Regions from separate parts of the Homo sapiens genome. Here region 1 is linked to region 2. The links are chromatin contacts, found by Hi-C or POLR2A ChIA-PET in ENCODE. All regions are on one chromosome and are shown on one strand. Each heading gives the region's core, a stretch centred on a gene start or an enhancer-like site at or near the end of the contact. The rest is flanking DNA. Distances are from core to core; before and after follow the strand shown. Region 1 has its middle 93 kb from the start of FRMD1. Region 2 holds the start of DACT2 (dishevelled binding antagonist of beta catenin 2).

Region 1 (5,398 bases), core at 1,195-3,694, 150 kb before region 2:
CCACGTGGGTTGAGTGGCGTGTTGGTGATTTTCCACGTGGGTTGAATGGCGTGTTGGTGATTCTCGCATGTTTTGGGGGTGTTTATGGCCTGCGATTTTTCTGCAGAATCCCTGGGGTGTAGCAAGGGAGGCCCAGGCCACCCTGGTCCCTCCTTCTTTGGACAGGGTTTACTCTTGGGCTTCTCTGATGTGACAGTCCGGAGCTGGATTCACTCCCATGGTCTCTCCCAATCACCCATGAGGTTCTGCTTAGATTTAAACAGACAAGGGTCAGAGATGACACGTGGAAGTGACGTGCTCACTAAGTTGTGTCTTCAGAAGCAGTTCCGCTGTGAAAGTTGTCAGAATCAAAATGGAGTCACTTACGTTAAAACCCTGAAAAATAGAGCCAGGAAAGGCTGTAAAGGGAGGGTTCTTATGTATGAATGCCTGACAATAGGAACTGTCACAAAAGACTCTGCAAAACCCACGTCTTCATACAAGAGCATCTCGACCTTACACAAAAGTACAGACATCTGCCCAGCAACTGCCTGTCCAACCCGGGACTGGCACCACCTTTGTTATTATTGATTCTTGTAGCTAAGAATAATTATCTCAAAACAATGATGTGACCTCCATCCTCATTTTTCCTTTAAAAACCTCCATCTTCCTTTACCTCCCTGAATATGCACATAGTTTACTATAGCAGACGTATTCTCGTTGCAATGCCTATTCCCAAATCAATGTCATTTTCTTTTAGAGAGCCTGTCTCTGTTTGTTCTTTAGGCTGACAAAGATGGTGCTCAGTGCAGGAGCTGAAGAAACATCACGACTGGAAGGATGGGCTGTTCTTGGACCTGTGTGCAGTTCTCACTGGACCCCGTTGAGCTCTCTGTTTCCATGGGGATTCCATCACCTCTTCTGCCTAGGTGAGTCCTCTCTCAGGCTGAGCCGCCCTCATTTCGGTACAAGCTTTTTTACTCTGTCTGGGATTTGGTTGGGTTATAAGACCACCTGAAATAAAAGAGCTCACACCCCTTCTGGGATAATGGGGGACTTTTTGCCTTCTTGGCAAGTTCTCTTGGGTATAAAGGCCAGTGCCCCTCTGGTTTGAGTGCCATGCTTCCTGTGGATTTTACCTTCTGCCTCCGAGGCTCTTGTCTTCTCGGGTGGATTGACTTTGGACTCTTTCTGCCCAACATAATGTTTTGTTGGATCGGAGTGTCTAGTTAGAATTTTGTGAGTGCTCTGATGTTGGCTCATTTTGGTTTAGTTTTGTGCATCTGTAAATAATTTGGCTCTTTTTCCCCTTGACTGTTTCTAAAAAATCTTCCCAGAGCAAACACAAACATTCTTCATGGTGGGTGTGGGATGGCTAACTAGAAGCCACTCAGCAGTTGCCGCCGTCTAAGACACTGACCCAAGCTCCTGACACTGCTCCACAGGATCTATGGGCTTTTCTTGGCTCTTGAAGAAATGAAATGGAATTCTCAAATACTAAGGCCACCGAGATTTCTGGGACTCCAAATGGTTACAAGCATTTCCCGGCGCATGTGTTTACATCACTGGTCATCATGGGGACCTTTTTTTCTTTTTTTTTGAGATGGAGTCTCGCTGTATTGCCCAGGCTGGAGTGCAGTGCCGCAATCTTGGATCACTGCAACCTCTGCCCCCTGGATTCAAGTGATTTGCCTGCCTCTGCCTCCTGAGTAGCTGGGATTACAGGCGCGTGCCATCATGCCCAGCTCATTTTTCTATTTTTAGTAGAGACGGAGTTTCACCATGTTGGCCAGTCTGGTCTCGAACTCCTGACCTTGTGATCTGCCTGCCTTGGCCTCCCAAAGTGCTGAGATTACAGGCGTGAGCTACCGCTCCAGCAATGGGGATCTTTTGAACTCCCCAAGCTCATTTTTCCTTCAGGCTACAGCTACAGAGTTAACTTGTAGAGTCTTTTAACTTTTCTCTCTCTCTCTATATATATATACATATTTTTTTCTTCCTACTTTGCATTTGCTGACTCTTCTGCAGATGTTGAGAAAAAATTCATTGCTTATCACATGCCAGACAAGGTTTTAAAAAAGTCTTAACGGGCTTTCAAATTACTGACTTTACAAATTACCACACCTCCATGGCAACCAACAACAACCAAGACACCTTTTGGAAATGTAAATTTAGGTTTGCCTGACTAACAATTGCTTAGAGTAATGGAACAGTTAACTGAAGGAATGACATTACAAAAGAAAAAGTAGTAGAAATTGTTTATAAAATTAGGCCCTAAGATCAAACAGGTCAAAATCTTGAGTTCACAGAAAAAATATAAAAATATTTCTGTCTGGCATAAAAGTTGTTTTGTCTTGCCATGAAGGGGCAGAAAAGTAAAAAAACTCTGCTAAAATGGTTCCCTGCCTGCATAGACTAGTCAACCAAACCAGACTGGTAAAACCAGATAGATTTATTGCGGGTCCAAGGCCACCTGGAGAATTTATTGTATATAATTCAGCCAGCCCTAGCAGAAATGTCAACACTGAAAATTCAACCCTAAACTCATTTGAAACTGAACAAACGGTAAAAAAGAACAAAGTTTTCTTTAAAAGTCAAACTGCTATGGAAACTGCTTTACCCAAAACGTTGGTCCACCACCTTCATTAGATTATCTGTCAGGGAAAAAAAAGTTTAGCCACGTGAAGGTGTCCCAATTTGTCGGAAACATAATTTGGGTCTAACTGTCTTTTCTATACTGATGAGTTGGTATGTTTACCGTATCATGACTAAAATCCTAAAATGCAAACTGTAAGATCTTTGTGTGTACACGTGTGTTTAGGTGTACTTACATGTATCCACATGTATGATGTTATATATTACATCTACATGGTAAAATCTGGCATAATCAGCTAAAAATTCCTTCAGAAAATTTATTCAGTTTGGCTTAAATAGGTGCTCATAGAAGTTGTTAAACTATATAGTAATTAAGTATCTCTTAGTTCACATGACTTCAGTAACTGATAAATAAGCTGGTTTTAACATTGTTGTTAAAATAAAAATAGAAATGTTTTTAAAATTGTCAGCACACATTTTTACCTGAGGTTGCTGGCCAGACGGTTTTATATTTGTCTTCACTTAAGGCGTCACGGTTTGACACCAAGGTTATAAAACTATAAACTCAGCCTAAAAGCAGAATAATATTTGTTTGTATAACTCTTTGATAAATAAGGCTAATATAATGTTATTGATTTAAGAAAATTAGCTGTATCTTCTGAGTCATCACCAAAATATCCATGTATTTTACTTTAAGTTTCTTACTTAGGTGAAGTACATTATATTCATAGGCTAGAAAAATGGTTACTAGGAAAATAACAAAATGATTAGCTTTGTCTAATATCTTAGTTTTCATAAGTAATATAGGTAAACCATTAAAAATAAACAAATTAGGTAAATTTAAATGGGATAAACATTTACGAATGAGCTTTGCATGTAAAGTCTTAACGTCATGTTAAATTAAGTTGTGGATACCCATAAAATGTCTGGGTGATTCTCAAATAAGATAAAATGTTAATATTGGACAGACAGTTCAAAATTGCTTTGGTTTTAACTAAAAATTAGGGTTACTAAGAGTTAAAATTTGGATTTATATATTTATGTGTGTATGTGTGTGTGCATATATATATGATTCTATATAGAAAGTGTGCCAAAACTTAAGATGTGCTTTTAATGACAAAAATGAGGAAGGCATAAAGTGTGTTTTTTATTGAAAAAAGAGCAATTCTGTCTAATTCAGAGCTTATTTTAAAAGGTTGTTTCAAAGTATGGATTAAAGAAAAAAATAGAAGCAAGATAGAAACTGGTAAATAGGTGACAAAGATATGAAAAGAGTTTTAAACATAAAATTGTATTTATGGTAAAAAAAAGTTTAAAAAGAGAGTAATTTTGTAGGAGAAAGAATCTTGAGTGGTGCATTTTTGTCTTAAAGTAAAATAACTGGTTATGTAAGAAAGAGGATGCATGGGGCAGAGCAGAAAGTCTTAAGTGTGTAGTGGGAGGTCTGTGCAGGTCACAAATGGTTCATGAAGGATAGATTTATGAAGGGAATGTGTGTGTAATCAAGTTGGCTATAATTAAAAGAAAATTATTTATATGTCCATCTAAAGATTGAGATTTGATATTAAAAATACACTGATACAAAACTTGACCAGCCTAAGCAACATAGCAATATCTGTCTCTTTTTTTAACTTGTATTTTAGGCTCAGGGGTACATGGAAGGGTTTGTTATATAACAGGGGTTTGTTGTGCAGATTACTTCATCACCCAGGTATTAAGCCCAGTACCCAATAGTTATCTTTTTTGCTCCTCTCCTTTCTCCTACCTCTTTTTTTTTTTTTTTTTTAACGAGGGGGAAAGAAAAAAAAATACACTGATACAAAGCTAAAATTTTCCCCCCATGTTAGAACAACAAGATTTTAAACAAAAATATTGATCTGCTCTTGGTAAATATTGCAAAAGGTTTTGATTTCTAATTCTGAAGTCTATTTCTTTACATTTTCAACCATCTCCTGAAGGGCAGCTTCTTCCTGTTTTAGTTAATGTTTCTGCCAATTTTTTTTCTGAGATCCATTTAATGTACCTAGTTTCAGCTTAGGAATGCTGTTTTCTTCATTGAGAATAATGATTTTATTTCTCAGGGTGGAATTTCTCTCCAGAAGCTTCTCAGGTTCCTGTTCAGAAGTTTCCCTTCTGCTGTTTCTTGCTGTATGTGATTTGCCAGCCATGCACCATTGCCTTCAGCTCTTTCTCCCCTGAGAAGGCTCCGGTAGTGACTCTCTCCTTTAATTTTTTTGTCAGCTCCTATAACTTTTTTCTCTGGTTTTGTCTGCTGTTATAACCTGACACTGAAAATTCTGTCTTGAAAGCCTAGAAAGGCATATAAATTCAGTACAACTTGAACTCCTGGCTTTTCTCAGTACGTCTGAATTTTTCCATGTAACAGGAAGCTCATCATGCTGTTACTAGAGGCCATGTGTTCCCGTGCTCAAGATACTAGCGATGTTGTTCATGTTCCATGGTCTACACTAATGACCTTGGACACACACTCTTGCTGTGTCTTATTAAATTCAAGTAGCTTTTCCATCAGGTTTGACTTCTAGTTTATCAAAATGGGCTTCCAAGAAGCCATCACATTGCAGGAGGATTTTCTTTAACTTTTTGGTAACATGCCTAAAGAAACAAAGATTTTACATGTTATCAAGATAATTTCCTCAGTTGTCTTTATTAGTTTTTGATTACTTAGACAAACTGTGCTTTGAAAGGGTTAAGGTTTCTTTATAAATCCATGTAACTTTCTGTATTGCTATTAAAGTCTCTATCACGAGGGTTAAATGAATGACTATTACTTCCACAATGACTTGTGATTCTGTTTTTATCAAAT
Region 2 (4,845 bases), core at 1-2,500:
TGTAACAGAGGTAACACAAGTAAACATATCTTTCTCCAGCCTTTTTAGTTTGTCTTTAAGAAAATACAGCAACTACGAAAACGCTTGTGAGTTGTTTCCAGTAAGTTTAACAAAATCATACAATAACATAATAAGCAGAGGGGTAATGAGTGGAGTTCCTTTCATTGTGTGAAAGGAGGGGTTCAGAGCGCCCAGGGAGTGCTGAAGAGGGCCCGTGGCAGGGAAATCAGAGTCTCTCTCCTCTGGATCAGAGGACACGCCTCTCCTTACAGGTCAGGTCACATTTTAAAGTTGAAGAGGCCTTTGTCAGTTACATGCTTTCCCCCAATACTTTATTACAGTGACGCGACCTTAAGAAAAGTCAGCACATTCCTGAGGACAAGTCGGGGTGCGCTTTACCACGCGGACACTGTTGCCCCTAACCCAAGACAGCAGGGGGGACCTGGTCCCCGGGGGGGGAGTGATGCCAGGATCCCGAGCCGACCTCCGCCAGGGGAACGCCGGTCAGTGCCTGCAGGTCAGATCAGTGCTGTAACCCTGTAACGAACAGGGTGTCTCTCCCAAATCTGCCAGCTTCGGGATGCTGGCGTGGGTAGGCGCACATCCACGCACGGCGGAGCGCGGGCTGCAGCCCCGGGCAGTTTTCAGGGTCCTCACCTGTGCGCTTCACCTCTAGGCACCTGCGCGCGGGGCCTCCATGTCCCCCTCCTTGGAGACCGAACTGCATTCCATTCAAATCCCAAAGGACGTCCCCTCCATCCATCAGACACCCCCGTCCCACTAACACACAGTCGCTGCCGAAGGAGCAGCGCCTGTGGCCCGCACACCTCGCAGCCCCGAGTCCCGGCGCCCGGTCCTTACCAGCTGCTCCTGCAGCGCGGCCAGCGCCGCCTCCAGCTGCTGCTCGGGGCCGTGGAGGCCGTGGGGGCCGCAGGGCGCGGCGGGCGCGGGCGGGGGCTGCAGGGCCAGGGCGCCCCGTACCCGCTCCTGCTGCGTGGCTCGCAGCCCCTGCAGCTCCTGCAGCCCCGCGAACGCCGCGCGCAACCTCGCGCCCAACCTACGGCGGTCCCAGCCCGCGGACCCCGGGGGTCCGCCCGGCGTCCACATCTCCCGGGCAGGGTCCCGGCCTCCCGAACCCCACGAGCGGCGCCGGAGGCCCAGCGCGCGCGGATCCCGAGCTGTGTCGCGGGTCCTCCTGCGCCTCCTCTCTCCGCCCCCGGCTCCGCAGGTCGCCAAGGTGGGCTGGAATCTGTGGCCAGGCGCGGAGGGCGGGGTCTGCACGCGCCCCGAGGTCACCGCGGCCTCCCCCGGACCCGCCCCGCCGACCCCCCAGGGCCCCTCGCCGGCTGCGGGCAGGGCGGGCGCACCCAGACCCCGGGGCCAGCTGAGCGCCTCCGTGACTTCAGCGGGGAGGGCCAGCCGGGAGGAGGAGCCCGGGGGAGAGGGGCAAAGAGGCGCAAGTGGAACAAAGGCGGAGAAAGGCTTGTTAATGTTTTAAAATGTTTATAAAGATAAACTATTGGGACATTATCACATTGCAAGGACCGTGTTACCATTACAGACGCAGTAGAGATTTCAAAACCGTGTTACCCACGTTTCCCAATGGGTATCTGCAGTTTGGAAACCGCACCTCGCTTTTTTTTTTTTTTTTTTTTTTTTTTTTTTTTTTTTGAGACAGTGTCTCGCTCTGTCGCCCAGGCTGGAGTGCAGTGGCGCGATCTCCTCTCACTGCAACCTCTGCCTCCCGGGTTCAAGCGATTCTCCTGCCTCAGCCTCCCGAGTAGCTGGGACTACAGGCGCCTACCACCATACCTGGCTAATTTTTGTATTTTTAGTACAGATGGGGTTTCACCATGTTGGCCAGGCTGCTCAGCTTGCTTTTTAAATTTTTAAAATAATTGCTTAAGATGCAGTTCACATACCATAAAACTCACCTAATTTAAGGTGTACAGTTCGTTTTTAGTATATTAACGAAGTTGTGTTCACCACCCCCAAAAGAAACCCTGTTCTCATCGGTAGCTACCCCCATTCCCTCTCCTGCACCCCCACACATAGAACCACCACCCCGCAGGTTCTGGAAGTTCATGGAAATGGGGTCACACGCCAGGAGGTCTCTGTGGGGGCTCCTTTTGGTGAGCGTTTTCAAGGTGCGTCTGTGCTGCAGATTGCGTCAGAACTGTATTCCTTTGTGTGGCTGAATAATACTCCACTGCATGGCTGTGCCAAGTTTTGTTTATCCATTCATCTGCTGATGACATGTGAGTTGTTCCATTTTTTAGCTATTACGAATAACGCTGCAAGGACATTCCTGTATGAGTTTTTGTGTGGCAATATGTTTTCATTATACCTAAGAGAGGAATGGCTGGATCGTAGGTGACTACCGTGCTTAATCTTGTGAGGAGCTGCCAGGCTGCTTTCCAAGTGGAATCACAGCAGCCAGCGGGGTATGAGGGTTCCATTTCCTCAGTGTGCACACCAACCGCTGTCTTTAGTCCAGCAGATGTGAAGTGGTATCTCCCTGTGGTTTTGATTTGTGTTTCCCCGATGGCTAAGGACGTTGAGCATCTTTCCATGTGCTTGTTGTATACTTCCTTTGGAGAACTGTCTATTCAGATCCTTGGCCCATTTTAAAATTTAGGTTGTCTTTTCGTTATTGAGATGTGAGTATTCATTATACAATTCCCTTATCAGACATGATTTGCACTTCCCTTATGAAATACATGATTGACAAATAATTTTTCCATGTTGTGAGTTTTTTTCATGTTCTTGATAGTGTCCTTTGCAGCAAAAAATGTTTGTAATTTTGGTGAATTCCAGTGTATCTACTTTGTTGTTGTTCCTTATGCTTTGGGTGATCTAACAGAGCATTGTCTAATCCAAAGACAAAGTTTACAGCTATGATTTCTAAGATTTTGCTGTAGACTTAGCACTTACATTTAAGCCTTTGTTCTATTTTGCATTAATTTCTGTATATGGTGTGAGGTAGGGGCCCCTTCTTTTACATACCCAGTTGTCCTAGTACCATTTGTTGAAAAAACAATTCTTTCCCTGTTGAATTGTCTTGGGACCCTTGTTGAAAATCAGTTGATCCAGAAATCAGTTTCTGGTTTCTCAGTTCTGTTGCGTTGCAATATATGTCTATTCTTATGCCAGTACCACACTGTTTCAATCATTGTAGCCTTGTAATAAGTTTTGAAGTCAGGAAATGTGAGTCCTCCAATTTTTTCTTTTCCAAGATTGTTTTGGCTGATCTGTGTCTTTTGATTCTTTTTTCTTCTTCTTCTTCTTCTTCTTCTTCTTCTTCTTCTTCCTCTTCCTCTTCCTCTTCCTCTTCCTCTCCTTCTCCTTCTCCTTCTCCTTCTCCTTCTCCTTCTCCTTCTCCTTCTCCTTCTCCTTCTCCTTCTTCTTCTTCTTCTTCTTCTTCTTCCTCCTCCTTTTTGAGACAGGGCCTTACTCTGTTGCCCAGGCTGGAGTGCAGTGGTGCGATCTTGGCTCACTGCAACCTCCATCTCCTGGGCTCAAGCAATTCTCCTGCCTCAGCCTCCCAAGTAGCTGTGATTACAGGTACATGCCACCACGCCTGGCTAATTTTTGTATTTTTAGTAGAGATGGGGCTTGGCCATGTTGGCCAGGCTGGTCTCTAACTCCTGACCTCAGGTGATCCGCCTGCCTGGCCTCCCAAATTACAGGTGTGAGCTGCTACTCCTGGCCCGTGTCTTTTGATTTCTATATGAATTTTAGTATCAGCTTGTCAATTTCAGCAAAGAAGTCATCTGGGATTTGGATGGGAATTGCAACTAAATTTGTTTACCTATTGCAGGTATTGCTACCTTAAGATTAAATCTTCTGAACCATAAACATAGGATGTCTTTCCACTTATTTAGGTCTTCATTAATTTCTTTCGACAGTGCTTTGTAGTTTTCAGCATAGAAGTCTTGTACTTGCTTAATTTATTTCTAAGTATTTTATTATTTTTGACACAATTGTACATGGAATTGTTTTCTAGTTTTATTTTCAGAACATTCATTGTTAGTGTATAAAAATTAAATATTGATTGGAAGGCCAGGCATAGTGGCACACACCTGTAATCCCAGCACTTTGGGAGGCAGAGGCACGTGGATCATTTGAGCTGAGGCATTCCAGAGCAGCCTGGGTAACATGGCAAAACCCTGCCTCTACCAAAAATACAAAAATAGCCAGGGTATGGTGGCATGCACCTGTAGTTTCAGCTACTCAGGAGGGAGGCTGAGGCTAGAGGATCCATTGAACCCAGGAGGTCATGGTTACAGTGAGCTGTGTTTGCACCACTGAACTCCAGCCAGACAACAGAGTGAGACCCTGTCTCAAAAAGAAAAAAAAAGATTCTTGTATATTGATTCCTACAACTCTGCTGAACTTGTTTATTAGTTCTAATAGTTGTGTGTGTGTGTGGGTGTGTGTGTGTGCATGTGAATTTATTTGTACTTTCTACCTAGAAGCTCATGTCATCTGGAAATAGAGACAGTTTTACTGCTTTCTTTCCAGGATGGGTACCTTTTACTTCTTTTACCTGCCAAGTTGTTCTGGCTACAACATCTAACACCATGTTGAACAGAAAGGGCCAAAGAAAACATTCAGTCTTTCCTGTTAAGTATGACGTCAGCTGTGGGTTTGTCTTAGATGCCTTTTAAAGATAGAGAGAGATGAAGATAGTGACAGAGAGAGAGACAGACTGGAGGTGAGCCCTTTATCAGTTATGTCTTCTCCCTGTATGTGAGCTCTCTGAATCGTGTCCTTTGGTAAACAGAAGGTCTTAATTTTTACATAGTCTTATTTATTATTAATCTTTTTGTGCCCTTTTGAAGA

The links. Hi-C counts contacts between places; a loop is a spot of excess contacts on that map. ChIA-PET counts read pairs that join two places held with the same protein, here RNA polymerase II (POLR2A).
Region 1: a loop to region 2 is called in a map of Right ventricle myocardium inferior, with 2.3 times the contacts of the local background. The contact joins the enhancer-like site here to the promoter of DACT2 in region 2. A Hi-C loop is called at or near these places in 2 of 168 maps with a recorded cell type or tissue (Right ventricle myocardium inferior and prostate gland). POLR2A ChIA-PET finds 5 or more read pairs at or near these places in 1 of 52 experiments (activated T-cell).

The regions. Positions count from the first base shown.
Region 1 is chr6:168,169,739-168,175,136 of GRCh38, forward strand. No RefSeq gene overlaps it. Among named protein-coding and RNA genes, the nearest start is that of FRMD1, 93 kb to the left of the region's middle. Within about 2 kb of position 2,445, at least 2 of the 41 ENCODE cell types and tissues checked have a DNase peak (open chromatin) inside an H3K27ac peak, as active enhancers do; they include prostate gland, where a contact is called at or near this core.
Region 2 is chr6:168,318,527-168,323,371 of GRCh38, forward strand. DACT2 (dishevelled binding antagonist of beta catenin 2) reads right to left here and starts at 1,251. Exons shown (of 4, transcript NM_214462.5): 1 at 862-1,251. The coding sequence starts at 1,107. RefSeq lists a silencer at 4,000-4,168.